Regions from separate parts of the Homo sapiens genome. Here region 2 is linked to region 1. The links are chromatin loops, found by intact Hi-C in ENCODE. Cell type or tissue: HepG2. All regions are shown on one strand. Links, peaks and the distances in the headings refer to the core of each region. The heading gives the core; the rest is flanking DNA. Region 1 has its middle 58 kb from the start of GCNT3. Region 2 holds the start of GCNT3 (glucosaminyl (N-acetyl) transferase 3, mucin type).

Region 1 (16,558 bases), core at 5,127-13,126:
TGGGGCCCTCTTCCATTCTGTGCAAGTTCTTCTTAGAGACTTGGGCCACCTGTTGGGCACTGCTTGTAGAGGTGCCCTAACTGCTGGGACGTGGAAACACTCACTTTAGGGCCCGAAGAAAGGGCTATTGTTCTCCAGGATCCCCTGGCTCTTAACCGTTTTTTCAGCGGATTATGATAATCCCAGGAAGGCAGTCATTGGTTTAGCTACTTTCTGGAACTAGCCTTGCAGCTAATTTATCTTGGAGGGCTCACGAGGAAGTGTCTGTGCTCAGAGCTGTGTGTTCGGTGCACAGCTGAAAAGGAATGGGGTGATAGTTCTGCACCTGCTGCTTGAATGTTTTCCGGCCAACAGTTGCTGTAGCCCTGCTCAGGGGATGCCCTGTCCAGGTTTTACTTATTTTTCTTATGTTCATTGCAACACTCTTCATGCCTTTGCTTATATTTTAGAGAGGGCTAGGGGAGGGGTGGCTGTGTCCTCAGGCACCGGTCATGGCGCCTTTCTGAGCAAAAGTAACTTGTAAAAGATTCCAAACAGGCATGCTTTCGACATGCCCTCCTGGTGGATGAAAGTTCCAGGGCAACCCCTATAGAGTGGAAGTTCTGAGGCCATCCCCAGAAGGTGAAAGTTCTGAGGCCACGTCCTAGAGGTGAAAGTTCCGTGGCAGGTATGCCTTGGTGGTCTGCCCATTGACTGTCAGCTCTCAAGGAGAGATCTGTTTTGGAGCACAAGGTTAGAAGAACTTGCTCTGTAGGGAATGTTTGGTGAGGCGGAAGGTGAAAGGTTATATTTGCACTTCTGAAGGGCTAGGTAGGAGATGGGGAGCCAGGGACGGTAAAGAAGACAGAAAAAAACCCACCTCTTAGATAAATTGGGGTACTTGGTTACCGTTCCCTAACCCCAAGTTCGCTCCCATTTCTATGGGATCTAGGTGCCATATTCATTCTGGCTGCTTTCTGCTGAAAGGTGGGTGTAGTCATTGGACCTCAGAATGGAACTGATCTACTTGGAGTTGGGAATATTCACAAGTACGTGGACTTACAGATGATACTGGTTGGAGCATTATGGTGTGAGGTTTAGAACAGGGGTCCCCAGCCCTCGGGTCGCAGATCAGTACCAGTCCCTGAGCTGTTGGAAACCAGGCCGCACAGCAGGAGGTGAGCAGCAGGCTAGAGAGCATTACCGCCTGGGCTGTGCTTCCTGTCAGATCAGCTGCAACATTAGAGTCTCATAGGAGCGCAAAACCTGTTGTGAACTACACAACCAAGGGAATGAGGCTGTCCATTCCTTGTGAGAATCTAATGCCTGATCTGAGGTGGAACAGTTTCAACTCAAAACCATCCTTCCCTCCCCTTCACCCCATCCTGTGGAAAAATTGTCTTCCATGAAACTGGTCCCTGGTTCCACAAAGGTTGCAGACTGCTTGTCTAGGTCTCTGAAAGAGCTTGCCTTGTTTTCCCGTATAGAGGATACAACAGCAGTAAGCTCCACAATGGAGGGATATGCCCATCCCTGCAATTGGGGCCACTGTTAAAAGTAGCTTTGCCACCAGAATGGTCCTGTCCTGAATCAGGTTGCTAACCATTGGTCTAGTGACAATGTAGGGTCAGACATAACTTTAAGTTGTTTGTACATGTCTTTCAGGGCTATTAGAGGCATTTCCCAAATTCTTAGTTATCATGCAAGTTCCCCACTGACAATCATAACCAGATATCATGTCAGGTTGGCTAAGTATATATGTTTAACGGGCTACAGAAGGAGCTATGAATACTCATGAAGGTGGTCATAGCCCTGTCCAATTTTTGAGAATGGATCAGCTTAAATAGTAATAGCTGTGTCTCATTCAGGAGGTGGCGTTGCGTATGGGCTAGACTTTTGCCTGGGATGAGCCTCAGCACCCCAGGTCTCCGTGGTGTGGAATGGGTTCCTCTCACCTCTGCAAGCCACCAGTAAAGGTGAATTTTTTCCAGCCAGAGGGAGCTAGGGGTGCCTGCTGCCGAGAGGAGTAAAGCTGTAAGTGGCTGTTAGTGTAAGTAAAGCTGATAGTGTGAACGGAAAATATCTTGGGCCCTTTCAAGCTGGGAACTGCTTCAGGCAAGTCTGTCTTTCATTCTATTTGAAGTCATCCCTCTGCTCACTGAGAGAGGTGCATATTCTGATTGCCTCCTTTGGAATGGCTAATCAGAAACTCAAAAAATGCAGCCATTTGTCACAGGTACCTGAGACCTGGAAGCCCCCTCCCTGCCTTTCTGGATGGAACCAGTGTACTTCTTACATGTACTTCTTGATTGATGTCTCACGTCTCCCTAAAATGCATAAAACCAAGCTGTGCCCCGACCATCTTGGGCACATGTTGTCAGGACTTCCTGAGGCTGTGTCACAGGCCCGTGTCCTAAACTTCGGCAAATCTCCTGAAATGATTGAGACTTGTCTCATTTTTCTCGAATGACAGTAATTACAAGGGTGAAGTTGGAGACAGAAAGGAAAAGAAATCGGGGCCCATACACAAAGCCATACGTTCACACAAACAAATGGTGCACTTCCAAACAAAATCCCTGGTGGAGGCTGGGTGAGAGCCTGAATCCTCCACCCCAGTTCCGAAATGGCTCCATGGACATCTGAGTCCCATCTGAGCAGAGCTGCTATGGTGTTACAGGACAGAGCAGGAGCATCACCATCTTGGACAAACACCGCCATTTTAAGTTCCCCTTGATTAAAAACCACCTAAATCCAGCCCCCAGAAGTCAACCTAATGGCTAATGCCAGCATGACCATAAACCACAAATGGTACCTCCGACTGGAAACATTCCAACCCCTAGATAAACCCCCCTCCGACCAGAAACATGCCAACTCTGCAATAAAACTTTCCTCTGCCCAGAACCATTCTGAACCTAAGACAAGCTCTCCCTCCCTAAACCCTTAAATACCCTTAGTCTGTAAGAGAGAACACTCCTGACCTAAATTGGCCAGAAGCCCCTCTCCGGTTTATTCTCCAAAATAAACCTGTCTTTGACTGTTGAGCCACTTTTTGTGTTTGTCTCCTTTCTTTAACCCTTACTCTGTACATACAAACAAAAATGCTCAAATGATACCACTAGCAGCCAGGTCCTATGCACGGCAGGGCTTCAGTGACACCTCAAAAGAGGCAGAGGGTAGTCAGGGGTACTCCTGACCAACTTAGTTCTGAAGTTTACTGGGTTTCTGTTTTTCTTTTTTTGAGTTCACTTGCTTTGTATCAGCAAAGTGTTGAAGGCAGCAAACATCATGCAGGGAGGCAATAGGGAGGTGCCTCCAAAACAAAAGCATTTTTGGCAGCCGCTGGGAAATTCCCTAATGTTCCCATCTTGGGGTTCGCTAGCCACCAGCAGCTGCTACTCCCAGGCAACCTCATACCTTGCCCAGTAGCTCAGGCACAGGCCTACCCGTAGCGCACAGTGCTTCCCCGTACAGGCCACCAACATCATAACTGAAAGGTGGGTTAGTTGTTCACATGCCGAGTCCAATTAACAAGAACGAGGCCTGATACAAAGCAAGTGAATTGATTCTGAAGCTATTATAGCTTGGGGAAGATGTACAGATGTCCTGCTGTGTGGCTTTACTTGTGGAGCAGAAAACAGGCATTTTTATAAGGTAAGGGAAGAAATGAGCAAGGGCGGGGGTTCCCTGCTAGCTTGCTGTTTTAGCCATGGGGCAGTTGGCGCTTTCCTAGGCAGAAGTAAGTTGTAAAAGTGGCCACTGCCCATACGCTTTCAAACGCCTGCCTGGAGGGTGGAAGTTACCTGGGGAGCATGCTTTGGTTTGCAAATCTACCGTCAGCTCTCTAGGAAAGATCTGTCTTGGGGCATAAAGTTAGAAGAATTTGCCATGTAGGGAATGTCTGGTGAGACAGGAGGTGAAAGGTTATATTTGTACTTCTGAAGGGCTAATTAGGAAACAGGGAGCCACAGAAACAAGAGGGAAGGTGTGGGGTGGGGATGGGTGGGGGGGTGGTGGGGTGGGGGTGGGTGTGGAGGAAGTAATTAAATCGTTGTGAACCATTGTGAAGTATCTGAGACAGATCTCAATTTAGAATGTTTACTTTGCCAAGGTTAAGGACGCACTGTGACAGCCTCAGGAGATTCTGATGACCGGTGCCCAAGGTGGTCAGAATACAGCTTACTTTTATACATTTTAGGGAGACATAATGTATCAGTCAATATGTGTAAGATCTACATTGGCTGGATCTGAAAGGGTCATAGGTAGATTTAAATTTTTTCTGATTGGCAATTGGTTGAAAGAGTTATCAGTAGAAAGGAATGTCTGGGTTCTGCTGAGGGATTGTGAAGCCCTAGGTTTTATGTAGATGAGCCTCCAAGTAGCAGGCTTACAATGGACTGTAAATGTTTCTTATCAGACTTAAGGTCCCTATTGGTGTTAATGCTGGAGGGGTATAATGAGGCATATCCTGCCCCCCTCTTCCATCGTGGCCTGAACTAGATTTCCAGGTTAACTCTAGAATGCCCTTGGTTGAGAGGAAGGGTCCATTCAAATGTTTGGAGCAGGGGAGCCTTAGAATTTGTTTTGGTTTAACCACTCTAGAAAAATGGGGCTACTTGGAGACGGGGCGTAGTGGCTAACGCCTATAATCCCAGCACTTTGGGAGGCCAAGGCAGGCGGATCACCTGAGGTCAGGAGTTCAAAACCAGCCTGGCCAACGTGGTAAAACCCTGTCTCTACTAATGATACAAAAATAAGCCGGGCATGGTGGTGGGTGCCTGTAATCCCAGCTACTTGGGAGGCTGAGGCGGGAGAATCGCTTGAACCCAGGAGGCAGAGGTTGCAGTGAGCCGAGATCATGCCATTGCACTCCAGCCTGGGCAACAGGAGCAAAACTCCATCTCAGAAAAAAAAAAAAAAAAAAAAAAGTGGGGGTGCTTGGTTACACTCTGAAGTTCCTACAGTGACCCTACCAGGGTCCATGTGATCTGTCTTGCCCCCTCTACCATTTCCTCTTTTTCTTAGCACTTCTCCACTCCTCCTTGCTTTTTGCTCTGGGGAAGTTAACTTCCCAGCAAGCCAAACCACTCCCTACCCCAGTGCCTCTGTTCTTGCTGTTTCTTCAGATATCTACAGTTCCCTGAACTTTCAGGTCATTACTCAAACGTGACCTTCTCAGTGAGGACTTTCCTGACTCCATAAAAATTTCCTTCCTCTAGCACTCTCTTGCCTTTTCTTGCTTTATTTTCTGTAACACTTACCCATCTGATATACCATATAATTTTACTTATATATTGCCAGTTTCATTCCCCTAGAATTTAAGCTCGTGAAGTAGGACATGTTGTTTGTTTATGTAGAAGAGTGCAATAAAAGGTGCTCAGAATTATCCATTGAATAAACAGATGAATGGCTGGGGTCTCCAGGGCAATGCCTTTAGGGCCCAGTTATGCAACATTAATGTATGAAGCCACAGTATTAAAAACAATAGAGGAGGAAAACGGAAGCATGCATTCCCCTCTTAAGTGCATTGACTTTAAAATAACAGCAGTGGCAATCACAAACACAGTCCCAGCTAAACAAACGTTGCCTATGATTTGCAAGTTTGCATAGGATGTACCAGAGCAGCAGATGTCTGAGGCCTGGACCTACTAGAACTGCTGACAATAAATGGCTCTGACAAGATGTGGTGGCTCTTGCCTGTAATCCTAGCACTTTGGGTGGCCGAGGTGGGAAGATCGCTTGAGCTCAGGAGTTAAAGCCCAGCCTGGACAATAAAGTGAGACCCTATCTCTATAGAAAATAAAAAATTAGCCAGGCCTGGTGGCATGTGCCTGAAGACCCAACTTTCCAGAGGCTGAGGCAGGAGGATCGTTTGAGCCCAGAAAGTTGAAGCTGCAGTGAGTTACGATCATCATGCCACTGTACTCCTCCCTGGGCAACAGAGCAAGACTCTGTCTCAAAATAAGAGGCTCTATGGAGATACGCCTATGGTTTTCCTTGAGGAATCTTCTAAGAATTTCTGTGATTACCCATTCTAAAGACATTGATTGTTGAGATAATCGTTCATTTTATTTAAAAAAAAAAACTTTCTTTCAGGTCACGTATGTGTTTCAGTTTTTTTTTTTTCTTTTGAATCAGACCCTCAGAGTTACGTTACTCATAGTTTGAAGCTAGAAAATTTAGAGTTGAGTTTGTGGCCCAATTTCTTAACCCATTTAGGCTGGAGGTTGCGATTTTTTGAATTGCAGACGTGTGAAAAATCAGACCTTGGTGGTGACCTGGAGCAGTAGGATATAAACAACTCCCACATGCTTAGTGTTCCAATAATGGAACACCAGGCATACATGGGTTAAGGGAATAAGACTTCTTGGTATGTGTTTTTGTATTAGCCACGTTTTTTATTCCGTTTTGTATTCTGTCCATATTGATGAAAACTTCAGCCGAATTAAATTTAAAGGAGTTGAATTGATCAATGAAAAATGTGCGAATCGAGCAGCCCCCAGAATCACAGGAGATTCACAGAGACCCCAGGGCTTCCACGTGGTGGAAGATTTATTGACAAAGAGAAATGGCATACAGAAATTGGAAGTGAGGTACAGAATGGCTGGATTGATTACAGTTCGGCGTATGCTTTATTCGAACACAGTTTGAACCCTCAGCAGTGTATGAATGGTTGAAGTATGGCCACTTCTTGTCATACTTGGATTGGCCAAGACATAGCTATTGTTACAGGCTCAGACTCCTAAGTTAGGTTTTCAATTTTGTCTGTTAAGCTAGGTTACAGTTCATTCACAAGGACTCAAATACAGAAGTACGGTGTCCTTGGGCCATATTTAGTTTGCTTTAACACTTTTGTTCCTTTGTTTCATCTTTCCTCTGGCTTTTGTTGCCTTAGTATGTTTTATTTTATTATTTATTTGTTTATTTATTTTTTACAGCCCAGAGGTCCTTTATTTATTATTATTTTTAACACCTCTTATGCCATGAATTCATAGGGAAGAGGTTCCAGCAGCTCAGGCTCCTTCCCATTGGTTCTCACAAAGTGTGCTTCTCTGGGTGGAGCAGGCTGGTGCTTCAGTTGAACCCAGGTAGCTTTCTCTTTGGCTTCTTTGTTTTTCTGATCATTTTTCTTCACATGTTTCAGGAAGCTATCTTGGCTCTTAGAGTGCTCAATGTGCTCAATACACACATTAATTCTCTTGGCAAGAATCTTGCCCTTAACTGTTTGTTTACAACAATGCCAACAGCATGCTGGGGGACACGGCAGACTCTTCCAGTTTAGCCGTGGTAACACTTGTGGGGCGTTCCTTTTTGAACAGTACCCATTCCCTTGATGTCTACAATATCACCTTTCTTATAGATTCACATATATGTGGCCAAAGGAACGACTCCATGTTTTCTAAAAGGACTAGAGAACATATATCGGATGCCTCTCCTCTTTCCCTTTGTGTTGGTCATTTTGGCGAATTACTGGAAGATGGCGGTTCCCGCCGAAAGGCGCCTTAGTATATTTTATGTATATTTTAGTTAAATCTTCTTTTTAGATAAGCTTGGATTCAAGTAAATTAATTAACTGAATGAATACTAACTTGCTCAGACTCCAGAAATGGAAGACACCCAGAGGAAATAGTTTCCTTTCTTCTTCCCCGTTCCCTCTCTTGCCCTCCCTCTGTCCCATCCCCCCTCCCTCTCGTCTCTCTCTCTCTTGTCTCTCTTTTAATTAATGTTTTCCAACTCAAAGGTGTCACATGCTTTGATCATTACTGGAAATTGAGAGAGAATTAGAAGTGAGAGAGGAATATGACGGGGGTCTGAGAGGGAGGAGAGGAGATGGAAGAGGCCAAAGAGGAAGGTGGGCCTAATGGTGAGAAAGGGGGTGTGCATGACAGTTTTTTCTTTTTTCTTTTTTTCTGAGACGGAGTCTCACTCTGTCGCCCAGGCTGGAGTGCAGAGTGCAATGGCATGATCTCAGCTCACTGCAACCTCCACCTCCCAGGTTCAAGTGATTCTTCTGCCCCAGCCTCCCAAGTAGCTGGGATTACAGGCACCCGCCACCAAGCCCGGCTAATTTTTGTATTTTTAGTGGAGGCGGGGTTTCACCATGTTAGCCAGGCTGGTCTTGAACTCCTGACCTCAAGTGATCCACCCTCCTCGGCCTCCCAAAGTGCTGGGGTTAAAGGCATGAGCCACCACACCTGGCCAGACATAGCTTTTTCCAAAGCAGACCCCGAGCAATACAAAAACTATTCCCACAGTGACCTGGCTGTGACCATAGGTGCCGTGTGCGCGTGTGTTGAAGGAAGGGTAGCTTCCTATTGGGTTGTTTAGGAGTGTTTGATATGCTTTTCCTCATGATGCACATGGGTGCGGGGCCTGTGCAGCAGTGACCAATTACACCATCCCAGGAAGACACCTACTCATTAAAGACTCCCATATGCCCTCCCATTGTTCATTTCTCAGGAACTTCAATGTGAGTTCACTGGACTCCCATTGTTCCTTTCTCAGGAACTTCATATTTGTGGTCAGAGCAAATTCAACTGCATGTCCTGCCATGAGCTAGGCAAACACAGTTGTGAAACTGATAGCAACCCTGACACCAGGGATAAAGAGTCCAGTGGAGTTAACAGAAGAGAGACAATAATTGCTTGCAGTCTGTAATCCATGTGTACACAGCAAAATACCTAGTGTCTCCCCAACTTCTGTGCTCTACTAATGCATTTATTGTGAGCACAAGGTAAATATTTAATCTTGCCTACTTTATCTTCCTCAATATCTGTGTTTATTCTAATTCTTATATTGATTCCAGGTTCACTGAAATCAACAAGTGTTCCTCCATTCGGGGATATAGCCCTGAACTTTCCTGACAGCTGGAAGCTCCCCCCCGCTTTTTTTTTTTTTTTTTTTTTTTGAGGTAGAGTCTCGCTTTGTCACCCAGGCTGGAGTGCAATGACGCGATCTCGGCTCACTGCATCCTCTGCCTCCCGGGTTCAAGCAATTCTCTTGCCTCAGCCTCCCGAGTAGCTGGTGCCACCAAGCCTGACTAATTTTTGTAGTTTTAGTAGAAACAGTGTTTCACCATGTTGGCCAGGCTGGTCACAAACTGCTGACCTCAAGTAATCCACCTGCCTTGGCCTCCCAAAGTGCTGGGATTACAGGTGTGAGCCACCACGCCAGGTCTGGAAGCCCTTTATCACACTTAATGGCAATTGTATGGCTCATAGATGCCCATAAACTCTTCTCAGCTTAGGTGAATGATTATATTTCCTTTTCTGTCTGGGTTCTCTTCCTGCTTTCATTAAACATGTGTGTGCGTGCACACACCCCTCTCTGATTTCACATAGCAGCCCCCAGAGTGTGGTGTCACACCAACCTACTCAAGTTCTTACTGTCTTTCCTTTGGGCAGGTAGCTAAGTAAACTAGTTCAGTTGTGTTATTCAACTTCCTTGTGACCAGAATTTAGTCAAAAAAATAATTTTTTTGAGATAGAGTCTCATACTGTCACCCAGGCTAGAGTGCAGTGGCATGATGACGGCTCACTGCAGCCTCAGTCTTCCAGGTTCAAGTGATTATCCCACCTCAGCTTCCCAAATATCTGGGACTACAGGTGTGGGACCCCATGTCTGGCTATTTTTAAACATTTTTTTCGTAGAGATGGGGGTCTCACCATGTTGCCCAGGGTCGTCTTGAACTTCTGACCTCAAGTGATCCTCCTGCTTCCATCTCCCAAAGTGCTAGGATTACAGGAGAGTAATCTGCACCCAGCCCAGTAACAAATAATTGTCAAGTACCTACTATATGCTACATACTGTTCTAGGCACTGGGGATACAGCAGCAAACAAAACCGACCATCCCTGCCCTCATGGAGCAAATTTTGCAGTGAAGCGAGACAGGCAATAAACAAGGAAAATATAAGTGTTGCGGAGGTAAATGATAAACTAGTAAAAGGGATAAGGGGTCTGTGTGTTGTGTGTAGGGATGTAATTTTGAATTGAGTAATCAGGCCGGGCACGGTCGTTCACGCTTGTAATCCCAGCACTTTGGGAGGCCAAGGTGAGTTGATGACTCTGAGCTCAAGAGTTCAAGACCAGCCTGGGCAATAGAGCTAAACCCCGTCTTTACTAAAAATACAAAAAAATTACCTGGGTGTGGTGGTGCATGCCTGCAATCCCAGCTATTCGGTGGCTGAGGCACAAGAATAACTTGAAGTCAGGAGGCAGAGGTCACAGTGAGCCAAGATTGTGCCACTGCACTCCTGGCTGACAGGGCAAGACTGTCTTATAAATAAATAAAATTGCAGTGAGTAATCAGAGCTGGGTGTGGTGGTATGATGCACCAGTGTTCCCAGCTGCTCTGAAGGCTGAGGTGGGAGGATTACTTGAACCCAAGAGTTTAAGGCTGCAGGGAGCTCTGAACGTGCCATTGCGCTCTAATCTGGGGAACAGAGCAAGACCCTATCTTAAAAACAACAAAAGTCGTGAGTGATCAGTGAAAGCTCTGCTGTGAAGGTGACATTTGATAACTGGGGAAGACTGTTCAGGTAATGGGGGCACATGTGTGTGCAGAGGCCTGAAGAAGGTGCTGGTGTGGCAAGAATAGCCAAGAGACTCATCACTGGACCCGATGGGGAGAGGAGTAAAAGAAAAGGTCCAAGAATTGGAAGAGATGGCGGGCAGGTCATGTAGGGCCTTACAAAGAATTTGACTTTGGCTGAGAGGGGAGCCGTTAGAAGGTTGTGAACAGAGGAGCAATGTGATCTGACTTCTCTTTTAGCTTTTAGTTCCCTGTAGCTGCCTTGTGGAGAACAGCCAGAGACAAGGCTAGAAGCAGGGAGTCCAGTTAGATGGTGGCATGGCCTCAGGGCAGTGAGGTTTGGTAGTAGTTGTAATGTCTTCAGTGTCAAGAAACTTGAATTTGACTTGGTCCAAAGGCATGAGAAGTCATGGAAGATGAGGGTGGGGTTGGAAATTTACATAATCAGAAACACCTGTTCTGTTCCCTGTGGTAATAGGAGTGTGTGTGTATGTGTGAGTGTGTGTATGTTTGCAAATTAGCCTTAAGATAATATTTTAGGATATTGCCTGAAAGGCACATAGAGCCCATCTTTCCCAACCCTTTAAGTTTGATAAAAAACCAGAGCTGCGCGCAGTGACTCATGCCTATAATCCCAGCACTTTGGGAGGCCAAGGTTGGTGGATCACCTGAGGTCAGGAGTTCAAGACAAGCCTGGCTAACATGGTGAAACCCTGTCTCTACTAAAAATACAAAAATTAGCCAAGAGTTATGGCAGACACCTGTAATCCCAGCTACTTGGGAGGCTAAGGCATGAGAATTGCTTGAACCTGGGAGGTGGAGGTTGCAGTGAGCCAAGATTATAACCACTATACTCCAGCCTGGGTGACAGGGCAAGACTCCATCTCAAAAAACAAAAAAAAACAACAACAACAAAAAAAGGGAAACCAGGGCCCAGAGGGAGGAGAGGGACCATCTTGCCTTAGGTTACATCAGTGGCACACAGAGCTGTGGACTGGACCTCTGGTCTGAGCCCAACTGTGGCCCGGGCCATGCCACACCGGTGACTGTCTGAGCAATGCTCTTGCCTCACTGCCAACTTTCCAGTGGCCTCTAACATGGCAGCTTGGGAAGAGCAGTGAGTTCCACATCAGGAGCTCAGAGTTCTAATTCCATCCTGCCCCTGCCTGAGGCTCCCAGACCCTCCCAGACTGGCAGTTTTCATATAGTGAAATGAAGACATTCACTTAGAGCCTATGGGTTTCTCCCCTACCTTGACAGTCTGAATTGTATTTTTGTATATTTTTGAAAAGCCCTCTTGTACATATTAACTCATTGAATCCTTAACTGTGAGTGTAGATGGACAAAGATGTTCCTTGATGTTATAGATGAGGGAATTCATCTGAAAAAGAATTAAATGACTTTTCCTGGCATGTTCAATGAGTAAAAAGCAGGACCCGAATTTTTGAATTCTTCTTCCAGTATATTTCCACTATCCTATACCACTGAAATAAAATAATTTCCCTTTAGCTGTCTGCTTATTAATTGAAAATTCTTCCAAATGAGATCCACCTACACTTCAGTAGGGGTTAGCATGGGCTTGACTGATAGGAGGGACTCAACAATGGGGTTAAATGAAAAAGAGGAAGTTAAGTGAAAAAGACCTTTTGGAGAAAATTAGCCACTTGGCTCTCTGGCTTTACGATTGATGTTCTTCCTGTGTTCCTTTCCAGTCTGTGCATCTGACCCCGTTTATGTGCCATCATTTGTTACTCTGCTTGTGGCCATTAAATTCAATGGAAAAATATATTTGTACTGTCATCACAACCTTGTTTAATAATACGTCTCTCCCATTGAAATACACTTTCATTGCCTTTGGATGGGGCAAAGTAATTGAGTGGGAGAAAAATACAGTGCAAGAATAAATTGAAGGCCGGGTGCGGTGGCTCACACCTGTAATCCCAGCACTTTGGGAGGCTGAGGCGGGTGGATCACCTGAGGTCAGGAGTTCAAGACCAGCCTGGCCAACATGGTGAAACCCCGTCTCTACTAAAAATACAAAAATGACGCGGGTGTGGTGGCGCAGCGCCTATAGTCCCAGCTACTTGGGAGGCTGAGGCAGGAGAATCGCTTGAACCCGGGAGGCAGAGGTTGCAGTGAGCCAAGATCGTGTCACTGCCCTCCAGCCTGGGCGACAGAGTGAGACTCAGTTTCGAAAAAAAAAAAAGAATAAATTGAAAGTGTTATTACTTGCAAGTCAACTTCTTGGTTCAACTAATTTTAGAATTTAGTAGAACTTCACAACCAGGACTTTTTGGTACAAGAAACATGCAACTTTAGTTGACTAATCTGGAAGCCAAAGAGCACAGTACTGACCTGGGGCCTCTTAGAGATTTGGAGGCTGGTCTATTACTTGGGCTACACATTTCCTGTTCTTCAGCAGGGAAATTAGGCTCTCCTTTCTTTCACTTAGGGCAGAATTCATTGCAGAAAGAGAAATACTGTTTATATTTTTGGCATTTTGAGGGCAGGACACAGAATGAGGTTAACTTGAAATAATATCCTCTGGGCAGTAAATTACTAATCTTGCTGTTGGAAAATTCAAATTGAAATGCAAAGCAAAACTAGCAGGTAACCAACAATCGACTATCAAATCAATGGTCAGGAAACAGGGTTATACTCAGGGAGAGTATTAAGTTGTATCTACATCTTACATTGTTGACCAAGATAAATTCCAAATGGATTGATGATTTACGTGTAAAAACTAAAGTTATAAATGAGTTTTTATTTATATAAGTGAGAATATCTTCCTCCCACTATCCCTTCTTTCCTACAGAGTTACTTGCCAAGGGAGAATTCCTGTATATGCTTAGAATGGGGAAGATCTTTGTAGCTATGACTCAAAAGCTGGAATCTAAAAGTGAAAGTATATAAATTTGACAACATTGCAAACAAACCAAAATCCCTCCACTTGGTAAAACAAAATATTCACCATAAGGTAAAAACCAAATGGCATAGCTGGGTGTGGTGGCTCACACCTGTGATCCCAGCACTTTGGGAGGCTGAGGATTGCTTGAGACCAGGAGTTTGAGACCAGCCTGAGCAACATGGTGAGACCCCATTTCTACCAAAAAAAAAGCGAATGGCATCCTGGGGAAGAATAGCTGCAACTCATCACAGAGTAAGGAAGAAGAGCTAAACTTCCAAATACAGAAAAGAGCTAGAAACAAGAAAAGAACCAAAACTCCAAAGAAAGATGTGCAAATAATGTGAACAAGGCCAGGAATGGTGGCTCACGCTTGTAATCCGAGCACTTTGGGAGGCTGAGATGGGAGGATCACTTGAGACCAGGCATTTAAGACCAGCCTGCGTAGCATTACAAGACCTTGTCTCTACCAAAAATAAAAAAAAAGATTAGTCCCAGCTACTCAAAATGCCAAGGAGGGAGGATAGCTTGAGCCCAGGAGGTCAAGGCTGCAGTGAGCTATTATCAGAACACTATACTCCAGCCTGGCTGGCAGAGTGAGACCCTGGCCTCAAGAGATCCTCTTTCCGTGGGCTGTCCAAGATGCTAGGATTATAGGGATGAGCCACTGTGGCTAGCCTGGTGTTGCCTTATTTGATCATGATTTGAAAAATTGGCCATCTTTGATTAGCTGAAACTTGGTGATTGGCACAAGACCAGATTGTAGTCTGTTTATACACCCAGTTAGGTTACAGTTCACTATGAAGGAGGCAGCTTTAAGCTAAACATTTCATTATTATTATTTTGAAATAAGGTCTTGCTCCATCTCCCATGCTGGAGTGCAGTGGCACGATCTCAGCTCACTGCAACCTCCACCTCCTGGGCTTAAGCGATCCCCCCACCTCAGCCTCCTGAGTAGCTGAGACTACAGGCATGTGCCACCACAACTGGTTAACTTTGTATTATTTGTAGTGGTGAGGTCTCACCATGTTGCCCAGTTCCCAGGGTCACCAACTCCTAGACTCAAGTGATCCTCCCACCTCAGCCTCCTAGGTATCTGGGACTACAGGTGCATGCCACCATGCCTGGCTAATTTTTTGTATTTTTAGTAGAGATGGGGCTTCACTATGTTGTTCAGGCTGGTCTTGAATTCCTGGACTCAAGCAATTCACCTGCCTCAGCGTTCCAGAGTGCTGGGATTACAGGCATGAGCCACTCCGTCCAGCCTGACGATATCTTACAAATGTACCTATGTTTTGTCACAGTAGTTTCATTTCTGGGGGCTTATTCTACAGATATATGTGCTTTCATATGAAATTATGTATATGAAAACTTATTCATTGTATCTTTGCAATAATGAAAGATGAGATACAACCCAAATGTCCATTAATAGAAGAGGTCTAGCCATGGTAGATACAATGGAAAACTATGCAGCTGTAGATGTGTAAAGATGTCCAAGATCTGTTGTTAACTAAAAGACAAACCAAAAAAACCCAACCAACCCTCATCAAGGTGGAGAAAAACAATATCCATATATCTTAGGTACAAGAAAAGATGGGGGGTGGCAGTGGTAAGAATATATTTGCTTGAGCCCAGGAGTTTGAGGTTATATAGTAAGCTATGATTGTGCCACTGTACTCCAGCCAGGATGACAGAGCAAAACCTGTCAATTAATCAATAATAAATAATTTTAAAAATAGTAAATATAGATAAATACCTATAAATATAAAATTTTTAAAAAATTGGCCTGGAGCAGTGGCTCAAGCCTGTAATCCCAGCATTTTGAGAGGCCGAGGTGGACAGATCCCTTGAGGTGAGGAGTTTAAGACCAGCCTGGCTAACATGGTGAAACCCCGTCTCTACTAAAAATACAAAAATTAGCTGGGCGTGGTGTGTGTGCCTGTAATCCCAGCCACTTGGGAGGCTGAGGCAAGAGAATTGCTTGAACCTGGGAGATGGAGGTTGCAGTGAGCCGAGATCACGCCATTGCACTCCAGCCTGGGAGATAGAGCGAGACTCTGTCTCAATCAATCGATCAATCAATCAATCCCTTATGTGTGTTTAAAACATTTTGGAAGGATATATAGCAAACCAATAAAAGCGGTTTTATGTCAAGGAGGATGTAGGATATGGATGGTAAAAGAAAAGGGTAAGTGGTAGCAGGATTTTTCACTGTATACCTTAATACAACACCTTTTGGTGAAATAGACATATGGGAAAGAATAGAATATCAGTGCTTTGCAAAATAAATTATTAAGTGAACACTATAAAGCCATTATCCAGATCAAGAAATAGAATGCTGCATGGTTGGGCATGGTGACTTATGTTTGTAATTCCCAGCACTTTGGAGGGCTGAGGCAGGAGGATCACTTGAGGCCAGGAGTTTGATAATAGCCTGGGCAACACAGTGAGACCACATTTCTACATATTAGCTTGGTGTGGTGGTGCCCAGTTGTGCCTGTAGTCTCAGCTACTTGGGAGGCTGAGGTGGGAGGATCGCTTAAGTCTGGAGTTGGAGGTTGCAGTGAGCTATGATCACACCACTGAAATCTAGCCTGTACTACAGAGTGAGAACCTGTCTCGAAAAATAAAAAGGAACACTGTATCACCCCATAAACCCTGTCTTCTCTATCACAACCTCTCCCCAAAGGTAAGCACTATCCTGATTTATGGTCATCACCTCCTTGCTTTATAGTTCTGTCACCTAGATGTGCAAATCCAAAGACCATTTGTTTCGTTCACGTTACTAGCCTCATATTCCATGTCCTTTTGTAATGGTTTCTTTTTGCTTAACATTTTTTGGGTTAGATTCATCCATGTTGTGTATAGCTGTAGTTCATTCATTTTTATTGCTGGGTACACTGTTAAATGAATATTCTATAATGTATATATCTGTTCTACTGGTTTTTTTTTTTTTTTTTTTTTTTTTCCCCGAGGCGGAGTTTTGCTCTTGTTGCCCAGGCTGGAATGCACTGGCGTGATCTCAGCTCACGGCAACCTCCACCTCCTGGGTTCAAGCGATTCTCCTGCCTCAGCCTCCCGAGTAGTTGGGATTACAGGCATGCGCCACCATGCCTGGCTATTTTTGTGTTTTTAGTAGAGATGGG
Region 2 (16,558 bases), core at 7,549-15,548, 56 kb after region 1:
TCGGCCTCCCAAAATGCTGGGATTACAGGCGTGAGCCACTGCACCCGGCCCAGTATCCTTTTTATAAGATGAGTGAATGAAGTGGCAATTTGTGGGTGCTAGGTGATGCAAATGTTTGAATTATATTAAGTTGCTATTATTATAAAAACACTCGATTTTTTACATACATAAAAATCACCTTTGCAACTACTAGAGTAACTGCCCAATGGATTCTTCTTGCCTAGAAAGTGCTGATTTATCAAGATAGGGAAATTGCAACAGAGAAAGAATAATTCATGTAGAGCCGGCTATACAGGAGACTTCAGTTCAAAGTCAGTTGCCCTGAAAACTTTGGGATCTGGGTTTTTAAGGATAATTTGGTGGGTAGGGGCCAGTGAGTCAGGAGTGCTGATTGGTTGGGTTGGAGATGAAATCATAGGCAGTTGAAGCTGTCCTTTTGTGTTGAGTCAGTTTCTGAGCTGGGGGGCCAGGAGACCAGATGAGCCAGTTTATCAATCTGGATGGTGCCTCTCAAGGGCTGGGGCTGCAAAACATCTCAGGTAATTATCTTAGGTTTTACAATAGTGACATTATCCCCAGGAGCAATTTGAGGAGAGTCAGAGTCTTAGAGCCTCCCAGGTGCATGGCTCCTAAGCTATAGTTTTTAATCTTGTGGCTAATTTGGTAGCTCCACAAAGGCAATCTAGTCTTCAGGCAGGAAGGGGGTTTGTTTTGGGAAAGGGCTGTTATTATCTTTGTTTCAAAGTTAAACTATAAACTAAGTTCCTCCTACAGTTAGTTTGGCCTCCACCCAGGAATGAACAAGGACAACTTGGAAGTTAGAAGCAAGATGGAGTCAGTTAGGTCACATCTCTTTCACTGTCATAATTTTCTGAGTTAGGATTTTGCAACAGCGATTTCGCTAGTATCCAGTTAGACATAAATACACTCATACACACTGTGGGGGCCATCGGCTCTTGGTCTCCTAAAGGTTCACTGAAAAATTACTGATGAGGCAGATTGATTAGAAGGAGAAAAGGCATGCAAATTTACTTAACATGTATACATGGGAACTTTCAGAATGAAGATCCAACCTTTTAATAAACCACAGAAGCTTATATACCATCTTGAGGTTACAGAAGGAATGGGGGCTTGAATCCTGGTAAAAAAGATTATGGGATGGGGAGAAAAGGAATTCTAGGGAGGGTCAACAAATGGTTCTTAGGAAGCATGAATGGATCTGGAACAGAGATTAACTTGTAAATAGTTTTCCTTGGAGGCCATGCGGTGGCTCACGCCTGTAATCCCAGCACTTTGGGAGGCTGAGGCAGGTGGGTCACCTGCGGTCAGAAGTTCGAGACCAGCCTGGCCAATATGGTGAAAGCCTGTCTGTACTAAAAATACAAAAAATTAGCTAGGCGTGGTAACAGGGACCTGTAATCCCAGCTACTTGGGAGGCTGAGGCAGGAAAATTGCCTCAACCCAGATGGCGATTGCAGTGAGCCAAGATCACACCATTGCACTCCAGCCTGGGTAACAAGAGCAAAACTCTGTCTGAAAAAAAAACAAAAAACAACAAAAAAGTTTTTCTTGGAATTTAAATGATCCTTGGATACAGTCTTTATACTTTTTATATTTTATTTTATTTTATTTTATTTTATTTTATTTTATTTTATTTATTTTATTATTTTATTATTTTATTTATTTATTTTATTTTATTTAATTTTATTTATTTTATTATTTTATTTATTTTATTTTATTTTATTTATTTTATTTTATTTTATTTATTTTTATTTTATTTTATTTTTATTTTATTTTAATTTTTCTGAGATGGAGTCTCACTCTGTTGCCCAGGCTGGAGTGCAGTGGTGCGATCTTGGCTCACTGCAAGCTCCACCTACCGGGTTCATGCCGTTCTCCTGGCTCAGCCTCCCGAGTAGCTGGGACTACAGGCACCTGCCACCAGGCCCGGCTAATTTTTTTGTATTTTTTAGTGGAGATGGGTTTCACCATGTTAGCCAGGATGGTCTCAATCTCCTGACCTCTTGATCTGCCCACCTCAGCCTCCCAAAGTGCTAGGTTACAGGCGTGAGGCACCATGCCTGGTCTCATCATACTTTTTAAAGGGTATGCTCATTTTTGGTCACATTTAGAGAAAAAAAAAAAGTATGTACATTCTAGATAAGTTGTCGAATGGATTTATTTTTACCTGCTGCCCAGATACAGCAAATTTATCAAGACAGGGGAATTGCAATAGAGAAAAAGTAAACAGTGTGAGGCACATAGAGCCAGCTAAAAAGGAGACTGGTGTTTTATTACTCAAATTAGCCTCTCTGAAAATTCAGAGGGTGGGGTTTTTCAAGGATGGTTTGCAGGGCAGGGAGGTTAGGGGAATGGGTGCTGCTGATTGATTGAGGATGCAGTCATAGGGGTGTGGAGAATGGTACTTGTGGCTGAGTCTACTGCTGGGTATGGGCCAGAGGAGCAGTTAAATCAAAATTCTTGGGTCTTGGGTCATCAGAAATGCAAAAGCCTCAAAGGACATTATCTTACAAAAGCCATCTCATTGGGTTTTGTAAAACCAAAAGCCAGTCTTTGATTTTATAATAGTGATGTTATCTGCAGGAGTAACTGGGGCAGTTGCAAATCTTGTGACCTCTTGAATAATGGCTGGCAATCATTTACGCCTACATCTTAGCAGAATTCAGGCTCCTCTCATCCTGCTAATGTGGTGTCTTTCATTAGTTTTACAAAGCTGGTTTAGTTTTGGGGAAGGGCTGTTATAACTTAAACTATAATCCAAATTTCTTTGAAAGTTAGCTTGGTCCAAGCCCAGGAATGACCAAGGGCAGTTTGCAGAGTAAAGGAAAGATGGGGGTTGGTTAGATCAGAGCTTTTTCACTGTCGTCATTTTCTCATTGTTACAATTTTTGCAAAGGCAGTTTCAAAAATATTTTGGGGGTATTGGTTTCTGAGGTCCAACACACACACACATCTACTCACACACAATTCTTTCCTTAATAAAGACTAGATGTGTTTGCATAGGCCTGTGAAGAGGTTTAAGAAAAAAACATTGACTCCTGTAATCAAAGAGAGTACTATTTTGTATTTTCTAAAATGATTTTAAAATAATTTAAACATAATGCTAAATTATGATGTAGAGCTAGAGAACAAAAAGCATGTGTATTCTAGATAAGTTACAAAACTGATGAAACAAACCGGCAGTAATCACAGAATCCAGTGATTAATGTTTTGACGCATTACTTCCTGGACATTTTCCTGAAACGTGCTCTTAAGAAACAGAAGATGGTTGTAGTGAAACTGCCTTTGCAAAAATTATAAATAGTAAGGGAAATCAAACATAATTGACTCCATCTTGCTTCTACCAGGCTAAATTGCTTTTGCTCATTTTTTGTGGAGGCCATAATAGTCCTTTTCTTAAACTTATCCCCTCCTGGTTTAAAGATTGAAACCATGTTAGTAAAGACTAATAAAAGGCCACAAGATGAGAATTACGGTGTTACAGGAAAGAGGTCCCAATCCAGACCCCAAGAGAGGGTTCTTGGATCTCATGGAAGAAAGAATTCAGGCTGAGTCCACAGTGCAGAGCAAAAGCAAATTTATTAAGAAAGTAAAGAAATGAAAGCATGGCTACTCCATAGACAGAGCAGCCCTGAGGGCTTCTAGTTCCCCATTTTGATGGTCATTTTGTGATGATATGCTAAACAAGGGGTGGATTATTGATGCCTCCCCCTTTTAGACCATATAGAGTAACTTCCTGATGTAGCCATGGCATTTGTAAACTGTCAGCACTGGTGGGATTGTAGCAGTGAGGATGACCAGAGATCACTGTCATTGCCATCTTGGTTTTGGTGGGTTTTGGCTGGCTTCTTAACTGCAAACTATTTTATCAGCTAGGTCTTGTTGACCTGTATCTTGTGCTGACCTCCTGTCTCATCTGGTGACTTAGAATGCCTTAACCATCTGGGAATGCAGCCCAGTAGGTTTCAGACTCATTTTACTGTGCTCCTATTCAAGATGGAGTTGCTCTGGTTCACATGCCTCTGACAATGGGAGGGCTTGAACTTTGCTAAAAAATAGGCATGGTTAAACAATAGCCATTAATTGCTTGCTTAGCTTGCTTTTCTATAGCTGCCTGCTGTCCCAGAGTCATAAACCAGAGATCAAAAGATTGTGACTTCCCAAACTGCTCCTATAGATAACATTACTATTTTGAGACCTTAAAGGGCTGGTCTTTGAGATATTTTTCAGATTTAGTATTTTGGCAGACCAAGAGATACCACCTGGACCTGTGACCAAGAAACTAACTCAGCTGGTTCTGTTACCTACAGCTGGGAATTGACTCAGCTGTAGCTTTGATACCCCTATAATTTCATCCTTAGCCAATCAATTGTTTCAGTTCCCTATCCCCCTACCCACCAAAATACCTTTAAAAATGCTATGATATGGTTTGGCTGTGTCCCCACCCAAATCTCATCTTGAATACTCACGTGCTTTGGAGGGACCCAGTGGGAGGTGATTGAATTATGTGGATGGGTTTTTCCTGCACTGTTCTCATGATATTGAATGAGTCTCTCAAGATCTGATGGGTTAAAAAGGGGAGTTTCCCTGCACAAGCTCTCTTCTTTTATCTGCCACCATGTGAGACATGCCCTTCATCTTCTGCCATGATTTTGAGGCCTCCCCAGCCACGTGGAACTGTAAGTCCAGTAAACCTCTTTGTTTCATAAATTGCCTGGTCTTGGGTATGTCTTTATCAGCAGCATGAAAACAGACTAATACATCCTACCTCTGAATTCTTGGGGAGATGGGCTTGAGAAACATCTCCTGTCCCTCTTGTGTGGCTGCCCTGCAATTATTAAACTCTTTCTCTTTCTCAATACTTGCTGTTTTTGGTGTGTTGGCTTTTTCAGAGTAGTAGGCAAAAGTAACCCTTTGGGCTGTAATGGTGGGGTAGAGTACAGGAAGTAGTAGTAGAGAGAATGAGAACTAGAGTCCATATTCTACACCTCATAGGCCTCAGTCAAGCTACTCTTTACTCCTCTGCAATGGAATCACCCAGTGGCTTCTTCCTGCCTACTGTACAGACAAAACCAATTCACTGTGAGACCATGGCATTGCAGTAAGGGAAGCATTTAATTGACACAAGGCTGGCCATACCATGCAGGAGACACAGTTATTACTCAAATCAACCTCCCTGAAGGCTTGGAGGTTGGGGTTTTTCAAGGATAGTTTGGTAGGCAGGGGGCTAGGGAGTGGGGAATGTTGATAGGTTGAGGATACCATTATAGGGGTGTGGAAAGTGGTCCTCATGCGCTGAGTCATGAGTTGTGGGTCAAGGTGGAGTCAGCCAGTCATCAGAAATGCAAAAGTCTAAAAAGACATTTCAAAAGGCCAATCTTGGGTTCTGTGATAGTCAAGTTATCTATAGGCATAATTGGAGAATTCACAGATCTTGTGACCTTCAAACATTGGCTTGCTAAGTATACCTACTTTTTAGCAGAATTCAGGCCCCTTTCATAATCCTAACCTTGTGGCCTTTCATTAGTTTTACAAACGCGGTTTAGTTTTTGTAAGGGCTATTATCCTTACTTTAAGGTTAAACTATAAACCAAATTACTCCCATGATTAGCTTGGGCGACACCCAGGAATGAGTGAAGACAGCTTGTGAGGCTAGGTGCAAGATGGAGTCAGCCATATTTGATTTTTCTGCAAAAGTAGTTTCAGAAACAAGTGCTTTTTTTTTTTCCTTTTTAATGTGATTCTAAATGTCCCTGCATTAGGACATGGCATCTCTATGATTTAGGCACTTATGAATGAGTGCTCATGTCAGAGACCTGAAGATGTAATGGTTCCATCAGTTAGTGTTAAGTTTAGCCTAAAACTGCCTTCTTACATGGTTAAGTTTACCCTAAAGTTTCTTGGTACATAGTGAACTGTAACCTAACTGAATGTGTAAACAGACTGTAACGACTACAACCTACTGTTGTAGCAATCACTGAGTTTTTACCAATCAAAGGAGGACAACTGTTTAAACCGTATTCCAATAAAACAAATGCCAAGCTGTAACCAATCTGACTATTTCTGTAGCTCACTTCCATTTTCTGTAAGTCACTTTTTTTTCACTGTCCATAAGTTATCTTCAATGATAGAACAGGGCTGGAGTCTCTTGGAGCCTGCTCTGGTTCAGGAAGCTGCCTGATTCATGAATTGTTCTTTGCTTGGTTAAACTGTTAAATTTGTCTAAGGTTTTTATTTTAACAATAAGAATTATTTCTCTCTTACCCAAATACAGCCCAGGAGGAGGCAGTTCAGAACTGGTGAAGTGGCTTCATGGTATTACTATCTTTTAGCTCATGGCTTCTATTCTTTATTTTTTTGAGATGGAGTCTTACTCTGTTGCCCAGGCTGGAGTGCAGTGGCATGATCTCAGCTCACTGCAACCTCTACCTTCCAGGTTCAAGCAATTCTCCCTTTCTCAGCCTCCTGAGTAGGTGGGATTACAGGCACCCGCCACCATGCCTGGCTTTTTTTTTTTTTTTTTTGTATTTCTAGTAGACATAGGGTTTCACCATATTGGCCAGCCTGGTCTCGAACTCTTGACCTCAGGTGATCCACCCACCCAGCTCGGCCTCCCAAAGTGCTGGGATTACAGGTGGGAGCGACCATGCCCGGCCTATTCTATACATTTTCTAGAAATTTTAGAACTGTCTTTTTAGATTTAAATCTGAAACTTACTTATGTTTATAGTGTGGGGTAAGGATACAACCTTCTTTTTCCTGATGATTGCCCCAAGCGGGTATTTTCTTTAACCTCTTCTAGCTACTAGCCAGAACTTTCCCTAGAAAATGCAGGAGGCGCCAAGACACATTCTTATTCTTTCTAGACTTCACAAAGACCTACACTCATTTGTTTGCACTATTTTTTAATGATTCTCTCTGGGCTTCCAGTATATTCAATGCATCTCTCTTTGCACTTTTAAGTGGCATCATAAATATGGGTGGCAGCTGGGCGTGGTAGCTCACACTTGTAATCCCAGAACTTTGGGAGGCTGAGGTGGGTGGATCACTTGAGGTCAGGAGTCCTAGACCAGCCTGGGCAATATGGCAAAACCCCGTCTCCACTAAAAATTCAAAAACTAGCTGGGCGTGGTCGTGCTTACCTGTAATCCCAGCTACTGGGGAGGCTGAGGCAGGAGAATTGCTTGAACCTGGGAGGCAGAGGTTGCAGTGAGCTGAGATCTTGCCATTGCACTCCAGCCTGGGCAACAGAGCGCGAGACTCTGTCTCAAAAAATAAAAATAAATAAATAAATAAATAAATAAATATAGGTGGCATCATAATGATCTTTTCGCAAATATTTTTCCCACACAGTGCTGTGAACTGCTTGAGAGTAGGAACTGCCTTTATTAACTTTGTATCTCTGGTACTTACTATTTATAGTTTCCTCAGTAAACAATTGTGTGTTTTGTTTGTTTTTGAGATGGAGTGTTACTCTGTTGCCCAGGCTGGAGTGCAGTGGTGTAATTTCAGCTCACTGCAACCTCTGCCTCCCAGGTTCAAGTAGCTGGGACTACAGAATCCCGTCACCATGCCCAGCTAATTTTTGTATTTTTAGTAGAGATGGGGTTTCACCACGTTGGCCGGACTGGTCTCAAATTCCTGACCTCAGGTGATCCACCAGCCTTGGCCTCCCAAAGTGCTGGGATTACAGGCATGAGCCTACGCACCTGGCTAATAAACAATGGTTAAATGGAATTTATAAATTAATAAAACATGGCCATATCTTACATACCCTTCGTTACTGGTTCCATTTAGAAGTTGATTCCTAATGACACAATAGGAGGCATCTTTTTTTAAAAAAAGTTGTTTTATTTTAAAAGATAGGGGTCTTGCTATGTTGCCCTGGCTGGTGTGAAACTCCTGGCCTCAAGTAATCCTCCCAACTCAGCCTCCCAAAGTGCTGGGATTACAGGGGTGGGCCTCCACACCCAGTCATTATGAGGCATCTTAATCTCATTAGCCTGTCTCCAAATCCCATCTCAAACTGAGAATGTTTCCTAAACAAAGTTAATCCCTTTAAAAATGTTGTCTGGGGGCTGGGCGCCGTAGCTCACGCCTGTAATCCCAGCACTTAGGGAGTCCGAGGCGGGCAGATCACCTGAAGTCGGGAGTTTGAAAGCAGCCTGACCAGCATGGAGAAACCCCGTCTCTACTAAAAATACAAAATTAGCTGGGCATGGTGGTGCATGCCTGTAATCCCAGCTACTAGGCAGGCTGAGGCAGGACAGTCACTTGAACCCGGGAGGCTGAGGTTGCCGTGAGCCGAGATCGTGCCATTGCACTCCAGCCTGGGCGACAAGAGTGAAAGTCCATCTCAAAAAAAAAAAAAAATGTTGTTTGGGTTTCTATTAGCTTCAGCCCTGTAGCATCACATTTTTGCATATAGTTTACTTTAGGGAGCTTCTATCCATTAATTCTAGTAGCTACTATGAAGGCCAAGGGAAAGTTCCCTATCCTTTGAAGGTTCACTGAAAAGTCAACTCACAACTCACAAAAGGCAGGTTAATTGGGGCATGCAAGTTGTATTAATTCACACCTGGGGAGAATCACAGATGGGGTTAGCCGCCCTGCAAGGAGGTTCTGAAGATTATATGCCACCCTGGCAACATAGGTTATGGGAGGAGAGAGGAGAAGAGGAATTCTGTTGAGGGGTTTACTAGGGGGAATGAATGGATCAGGGAACAGAGATTAATTTGAGCATTATCTTGTGAACATGTCTGTCCAGGTGTGGTTACACTCTTGGTCTTCAGGGAGGGGAAGAAAAAACAATTGTTCTTGGTGGGTCTGGATTTTTGGCAGATAATAGAAATTAAGCTTCAGAGACAGTGGGTGGGAGGGTTAGAACTTGAGGCTTCTTCAGTAGGTCAAGGTGTCATTTTTGGAACATCAGCTACTGACCCCCAACACCACCAACAAGCTGTATTTCCACGATTCCAGCACAGTAGTCCCCCCTTATTCTATTTCACTTACCATGGTTTCAGTTATCTGCAGTCAACAATGGTCCAACAATATTTGCGTTTTGAGAGAAGAGAGAGAGAGACCACATACACACAACTTTAACTACAATATACTGTTACAATGGTTTTATTAGTTGTTGTTAATCTCTTGCTGTGCATAATTTGCAAAACTTTATGACAAGTATGTGTGTGTGTCAGGCTGTTCTTGCATTGCTATAAAGAAATACCAGAGACTGGGTCATTTGTAAAGAAAAGAGGTTTAATTGGCTCGTGGTTCTGCAGGTTGTACAAGGATGGAGCCCGCATCTGCTCAGCTTCTGAGGAGGTCTTAGGGAGCTTTTACTTATGGCATTCTAACATGGCGAGAACAGGAGCTTGCACATCACTTGGCAAAAGCAGGAGTGAGTGAGACAGAGAGGTAGAGAGGTGGGGTAGGTGCCCTGCACTTTTTAACAACCAGATCCAATGAGAACTCACTCTTTATTGAGAGGACAGCGCCAAGCCATCAAGGATTCACCCCCCTGACCCAAACATCTCCCATCAGGCCCCAACTTCAATGCTGGGGATTGCAATTCAACAAGAATTTGGCAGAAACATGTGTTCAAACTATATCAGTATGTGTAGGAAAAAATCAGTATACGTAGGGTTTGGTACTACCTGCTGTTCCAGGTATCCAACTGGGCATCTTGCAATGTACCCCCATGGATAAGGGGGACTTCTGACTTAGACGACCTTCCCAGGGACAGTGAGGTAGCTGTTCATTCGGGAAATATTCACAGCAAGTCTACTGAGGACTAAACTCTGATTTTTTATCTTGCCCAAATTCCTATCTAAGGGGACTGGGGAGTCATGCCCTACAAATCCAGTTCTCATCAGATGGGCTTTATTTAACTGTATATATCATGATTTACTTTCCAACCTGACTCTGGCATCACATTATGAGACAAGGAAGAAAAACAAAGTATTTTACCCCAAAAACATGTTTCTTTGCCATTATTTTGAAATGGCCCTGCAAAGCTGTCCTTCATGGGGGAAAATTTACATCTGTAAAGACTCTCTGTTAACATAGCTGGATCTTTTTCTTCCAGACCCTCCCAATCTTAAAGTGATTAAGAGTCTAGAACCTTTTAAAGATACGAATAGGAAATATTTTTCTATTGTCTCTAATGGCAGCCACTATAAGATTTCAAAAGAACCTTGGTCTTCACAATCTTTTATCTTAACCTGAACATTCCCTTTCTGTGGATCCCAGGTCTTTAGACAAACTCAACCAATTGTCAACCAGAAAATATTTTAATTCACCTATAGCCTGGAAATACCCCCCTACCATCCCCCACCCCCTTTGAGTTGTCCCGTCTTTCTGGACCAAACCAATTATTTCTTAAATGTATTTGATTGATGTCTCATGCCTCTCTAAAATGTATAAAATCAAGCTGTGCCCCAACCACCTTGGGTACATGTTCTCTGGACCTCCTGAGGGCTGTGTCACGGGCCATGGTTGCTCATATTTGGCTCAGAATAAATCTCTTCAAATATTTTACAGAGTTTGACTCTTTGCTTCGACACTACCGTCTGCAAGTTCTTGTGCTAGCCGCTGTGGGAAAGACACAGCTGAGTCAGACATGATCCCTGCCCTCAAGGAGCTTGTGACACCACAGTGAAGACAAGTCTATTTTGGTGAGTTTGTGGAGACAGGAGATAGAACAAGCATGGCCGTGGCTGCCCTTTGCTTCCGTGGTGCTGAGCAGCAGCAGGGGCAGCTGTGAGCAGGCAGCTGGTCTTGGCAGGAAGCAGAGCACCACCCAAAGACTGGAGTGAGGAAATAAGGCCGCCTTTACAATTTGGCAAATGACTGGCCTTGGGAATGTGAGTAGAGAGAGAGTAGCAAATTAAGATTATCTCACCTGAGAAGATTCAGAAGTTTCCTCTGCATTTTGTGAATAAGCAGTGTGGGCCTGCCTGCCTGCCTGCCTGCCTGCCTGCCTGCCTGCCTGCCTGCCTGCCTGCCTTCCTTCCTTCCTTCCTTCCTTCCTTCCTTCCTTCCTTCCTTCCTTCCTTCCTTCCTTCCCTCCCTCCCTCCCTCCTTCCTTCACTCCTTCCTTCCTTCCTGTGAATAAGCAGTGTGGGGCTTGCTTGCTTGCTTTGAGTAAGTAGTGTGGGCTTTCTTTCTTTCCTTCTTTCTCTTTCTTTTTCTCTTTCTCTCTCCCTCCTCCCTCCCTCCTCCCTCCCTCCTCCCTCCCTCCTTCATTCCCTCCATCCATCCCTCCCTCCTTCCTTCCCTCCCTCCTTCCTTCCCTCCCTCCTTCCTTCTCTCCCTCCCTCCTTCCGTCCCTCCTTCCTTCCCTCCTTCCTTCCCTCCTTCCTTCCCTCCTTCCTTCCCTCCCTCCTTCCCTCCCTCCTTCCCTCCCTCCTTCCTTCCCTCCCTCCATCCCTCCCTCCTTCCCTCTCTCCATCCCTCCCTCCTTCCTTCCTTCCCTCCCTCTTTCCTTCCCTCCTTCCCTCTTTCCCTCCTTCCTTCCTTCCCTCTCTCCCTCCTTCTTTCCTTCCCTCTCTCCCTCCTTCCCTCCTTACCTCCCTCCTTCCTTCCTTTCCTCCTTTCTTTTCTTCCTTTTCTCTTCTTCTCTTTCTCTCTCCCCCTCCCTCCTTCCCTCCCCCTCCCTCCTTCCCTCCCCCTTCCTCCTTCCCTCCCCTTCTCTCCCTCCCCCTCCCCTCTGCCTCCCCCTCCCCTCTGCCTCCCCCTCCCCTCTGCCTCCCCCTCCCCCTCCCCCTCCCCTCCCCTCCCCCTCCCCTCCCCCTCCCCTCCCCTCCCCCTCCCCTCCCCCTCCCCTCCCCCTCCCCTCCCCCTCCCCCTCCCCTCACCCTCCCCCTCCCCTCGCCCTCCCCCTCCCCTCGCCCTCCCCCTCCCCTTCTCCTCCCCCTCCCCTTCTCCTCCCCCTCCCCTTCTCCTCCCCCTCCCCTTCTCCTCCCCCTCCCCTTCTCCTCCCCTCCCCCTCCCCTCCCCTCCCCCTTTCTTCTTTCCCTCCCCTCCCCCTTTCTTCTTTCCCTCCCCTTCCCCTTTCCTCTTTCCCTCCCCTTCCCCTTTCCTCTTTCCTTCCTTTCTTTTCTCTCCTCTCTCTTTCTCTTTCTCTCTCTCTCTCTTTCTTTTCCTCTTTAATCTCTTTTCTCTTTTCTTCTTTAATCTCTTTTCTCTTCCACTCCAGGCCATGTGAAGTGCATCCAGGAGGGCTGTCTAGAGCAAGGGGGAACTTTGAGTGCAGAGAGGATGTGGAGCTCTAAGGAGGAACCTACAGGCTGTCCCTGTCTTTCAGCAAATTGCATCCAGTCTGAGCTTCACTTTGCAACCCTGATTAGAAACCAGTTTGATCACACTGGGTCTTTCAACCGTTTGTCTGTGGCTAGAGTTCATAACTTCATCTTTGTTAAGAGCCCACTACCTAGAACATTTATTTAATGTTAGAGCTCAAAACACCCTACCTCCCCTCTCCTCATCTTCTTTAGTGCCTTCAGTCTTTTTCAAACCCTAGCTCCAGCCTAATAAGTAACACATTAACTGGGTTTTCCTATTTATCTATCCTCTCGCATTACTTCTCTGAGTCAGAGCCTCTTCTCTCTAAGTCACGGGAACTGCCCTTGCTACTTGTGACCTGCCCTTTACTCAGCAGTTTTTGTTCTGGGAAGCCCTGGGATTCTGCTAATACCTATCACTGTAGGTGCTGAAGGGAAACAGATGAAGAACATGACCTCAAGGAGCTTCCTGTCAATGAGAAGACCAAGCTGACGCCTGGCAAAGGTAAATGCCACCATAACAAATTAAGTAAAAGTGTGCATTAGCTAATTTGTAAATTCAGCTTAAGATGAATCCTGCTTCTTGGGCCCTTCTCTGACGCTGGTGTTGGGACTGTAGGATTCCTCGAGCCTCCGTCAAGGTTAACATCAAATCCCACTGGCTTCTCTCAGCACCACCTTGATGACCCTAGCTTAGTTTCTCTGTTTCCCATGACTGGAACTCTTAGACCTTTCCACAAACATACAAGGATTTATAATTCAAAGCTCAAGCGATGAAGTTGAAGCTTTTGGCCCATAGGAAGCCTGAACTAGTGATTAGGAGAAAAAGATTGAGGAGTCTGAGTGGGAAGAGTTAGCTATTTGAAAGACAGCATTATAGTAGTAGTCATTGTAGGAAAACTCAGGACTGGGTTGGACTTACTTATATTATGTTGCTTTATATTTTGGTTACTGAGGGAGGTGAAGGTCATCCTTTCAGTTCTTGGGATGTCTAAATAGCTTCATGACTCCTGGGCTGTTGGATAAATTTGCTTTCAGCATCATCTGGCTGTACCTTTTGTCCTTAGCAGGGGTAAAAGGAACCCTGTGAAAAGCATCATACCCCAGGTTTCAGTTTTTGCCTTGAAATGTGCCCGGGATCCCAGGCAGTCTGGGACTGCGCCCTTTCTCCCTCTTGCCAAGTGTCCTGTATGTTCTTCAGGGCTAGCATGGAATTAAGGTGAGGAAGCTGCTGGCCATCTTTCTGAATGCTTGCCTGATCTCTGCAGGTTGCCTCACCCCCGATCTTCCTGTGCCCTTCCGCAGCCATTCTGTCCCCTCTCCTGTACCTCCCTGGGGTCAGTTGCAGCTCATCCCTGGTCTTATTCTGCCTGAGGTGCTGAGGGTGACAACTTACAATAGAGTCTCTCCACAGAACACAGAGATGGAGGGCAATTCTTAGTCCTTTCCCTCACTACATCATAAACATTAACACTTCTGCTTGGTCCAGAGTTCAGGAATGCTACTTGTAACCACCTTGAGTTATTTTGTCAGTAAAATAGGTCTTTGTGGGCTAGCACTGGATCTATTTCATGATAACCTTCACTGAGGGGCTGTAAGTACCAGGCTATATTTGCCTGGTCCTTCATATGTATCTTGTTTAATCTTCTCAATAGTAGTAGAAAACAAATATTAGCATTAGCTTCTATTATGCAAAAGAATTCACTAAAATACAGACTGATGAATGAATTTGTTGCAGATCATTCAGCTTGAATGTGGCAGAGCCAGGATTCAGACCTAGCTTTTTTGGGCTGAGTCCCACGCTGGGCTTTATTACTAGGTACTTGACGTTACTATAATGTAGACCATCTCAACAAAATAGAGCCACGATTTCTTAATGTGTTATTAACAAATACTTAACACATAACCAACTTACTTTGGTTACCTTAAAAATAAAATATTTGGCTGGGCATGGTGGCTCATACCTGTAATCCTAGCATTTTGGGAGGCTGAGGCGGGGAGATTGCTTGAGCTCCTGAGTTCAAGACCAGCCAGGGGAACAGCAAACTCCATCTCTACAATAAATAAATAAATAAATAAATAAATAAATAAATAAATAAATAAAAATAAAAATAAATCAGCTGAGTGTAATCTCAGCTACTCAGGAGGCTGAGGTAGGAGGATCGCTTGAGCCCAGGAGGCAGAGGTTGCAGTGAGCTGAGATGGCGCCACTGCACTCCAATCTGGGCTGTACAGCCAGACCTTGTCTCAAATGACAACAACAAAAATATTCAGGCCCGGCACAGTGGCTCACATTTTTAATCCCAGCACTTTGGAAGCCCAGGAGCTTGAGACCAGCCTGGGCAACACAGTGAAACCGCATCTCTACAAAAAAAATACAAATAATAAAAATTAGCTGGGCATGGTGGCTTGTGCCTGTAGTCCCAGCTACTTGGGAAGCTAAGGTGGAAGGATGGCTTGAACCCAGGAGTTCGAGGCTGCAGTGAGCTATGATCTGCCACTGCACTCCAGCCTGGGTGACAGCGAGACCCTGTCTCTGAAAAACACATACACAAACAAAAGCCCTCAACTATTCAAGGTGTTGTCTCTTACTGAGGGAATCTATAATGCAGTTTTTATGGGAATGAAGGTGAGACTTGAGGGGGGCACCAAAGAAAAGTAAGATACTAATAAAGTGGAGGAGTTTTTCTAGATTAGAATACTGAAGCAAGTGCTTATCCCATAATCATTCTTGTCCCAGAGATTTTATACTCAACAATGGAAAGTCACTGAGAATCCCAGTACCGCAGAAAACAGCCTGTGGAGCAGGGCCCACGTAGGGGTGCAGATGACCCTGTTACCAGAAAGGGGTCCCGATCCAGACCCCAACAGAGGGTTCTTGGATCTTGCGCAAGAAAGAATTCAGGGCGAGTCCGTAAAGTGAAAGCAAGTTCATTAAGAAAGTAAAGGAATAAGAGAATAGCTACTCCATAGACATAGCAGCCCTGAGGGGACTACTGGTTGCCCATTTTAATGGTTATTTCTTGATGATACGCTAAACAAGGGGTGGGTTATTCATGCCTCCCCCTTTTAGATCAAATAGGGTATCTTCCTGTTGTTGCCATGGTATTTGTAAATTGTCATGGCACTGGGGGCAGTGTAGCAGTGAGGAGGACAGGAGGTCACTCTCGTCACCATCTTGGTTTTGGTGGGTTTTAGCTGGCTTCTTTACTACAATCTGTTTTATCAGCAAGATTGTTATGACCTGTATCTTGGGCCTATCTCCTCTATCTCATCCTGTGATTTAGAATGCCTTAACCATCTGCTAATGCAGCCCAGTAGGTCTCAGCCTCATTTTACCCAGCCCTTATTCAAGATGGAGTTGCTCTGGTTCAAGCACCTCTGACAACCCTACATGACTTTCTTGTCTTTGCTGTGGCTTCATCTAAGTCAGAGGCCGGTGGGCAGAGGACCAAAAAATAAAATACCTAAATTCTCTGCGCTGAAAATCTTGGAGGTGTGTGCATGTAAACAATTTGTGCACCAAGAAGGCAACTCTGACTCATCTCCATTATTGCCTCATTATCTTCAGGAGAAATCCACCCTTCTCAACTCTACTTTGTAATGCTGGAGGTTATTCATGCCTCTTGCAAACCACGTTTCTGCTTAAACTCTGCCAATAAAGGGCACTGGAGGGAGACAGCCGGCTGGAGGAGGGACTTCCTGTTTGCTTCCTATCTGCTTCCTGGTTCTGTGAGCATCACCATGTCAACGCCTATTTATGTCTCAGTGGCTGTTCCTTTGTGTAGCTGCACTAAATTCAGTTTACAGTAGCTATCGGCAAAGATTTCATTTGCCTCCTGAGAGGTCTGGATCTCAGCCCAGAGGGCCCTCCTGTGAGCTCAGAGACCTCAGCATTTGTTGAGTGGTCACCACTCTTCAGAGCCATGAGTTTCAGCTTCTTCGGTGTCTCTCCACCCAAAATTTCAATTTAATAATTTTCAGTTCCTCCCTTAATTCCCTCAATCTAGGAGTGGTAGCTATGTCCAACAATTGCTAGTGCCTTAATAGTGACTCCTTCCCCAACACTTTATATCTTAACTTTATACCTAGTTGAGTTCTTTATATTAAATTTGCCCTGTTCAGGCTGGGCGTGGTGGCTCACTCCTGTAATCCCAGCACTTTGGGAGGCCGAGGTGGGAGGATCACTTGAGCCCAGGAATTTGAGATGAGCGTGGGCAACATAGCAAGACCTCATCTCTACTTTAAAAAAAA

The links. Hi-C counts contacts between places; a loop is a spot of excess contacts. Peaks named below come from ENCODE experiments on the same cell type or tissue, not always from the same donor. Only the 100,000 strongest peaks of a DNase experiment are listed, where the experiment ranks them.
Region 2: it touches region 1 in a loop (2.8-fold over the local background); 5 of 110 quality-filtered maps call a loop at or near these places.

The regions. Positions count from the first base shown.
Region 1 is chr15:59,545,660-59,562,217 of GRCh38, forward strand. It overlaps the pseudogene RPL21P117. Among named protein-coding and RNA genes, the nearest start is that of GCNT3, 58 kb to the right of the region's middle. RefSeq lists enhancers at 3,002-3,772, 3,773-4,543. In HepG2, for the core only: no CTCF peak of the experiment used is centred there; DNase peaks (open chromatin) are centred at 5,472 and 8,532; H3K27me3 peaks cover 323 bases.
Region 2 is chr15:59,599,173-59,615,730 of GRCh38, forward strand. It overlaps GCNT3 (glucosaminyl (N-acetyl) transferase 3, mucin type), which reads left to right and starts at 12,611. Exons shown (of 3, transcript NM_004751.3): 1 at 12,611-12,809. In HepG2, for the core only: a CTCF peak has its summit at 10,806; a DNase peak (open chromatin) is centred at 12,619; H3K4me3 peaks cover 1,802 bases.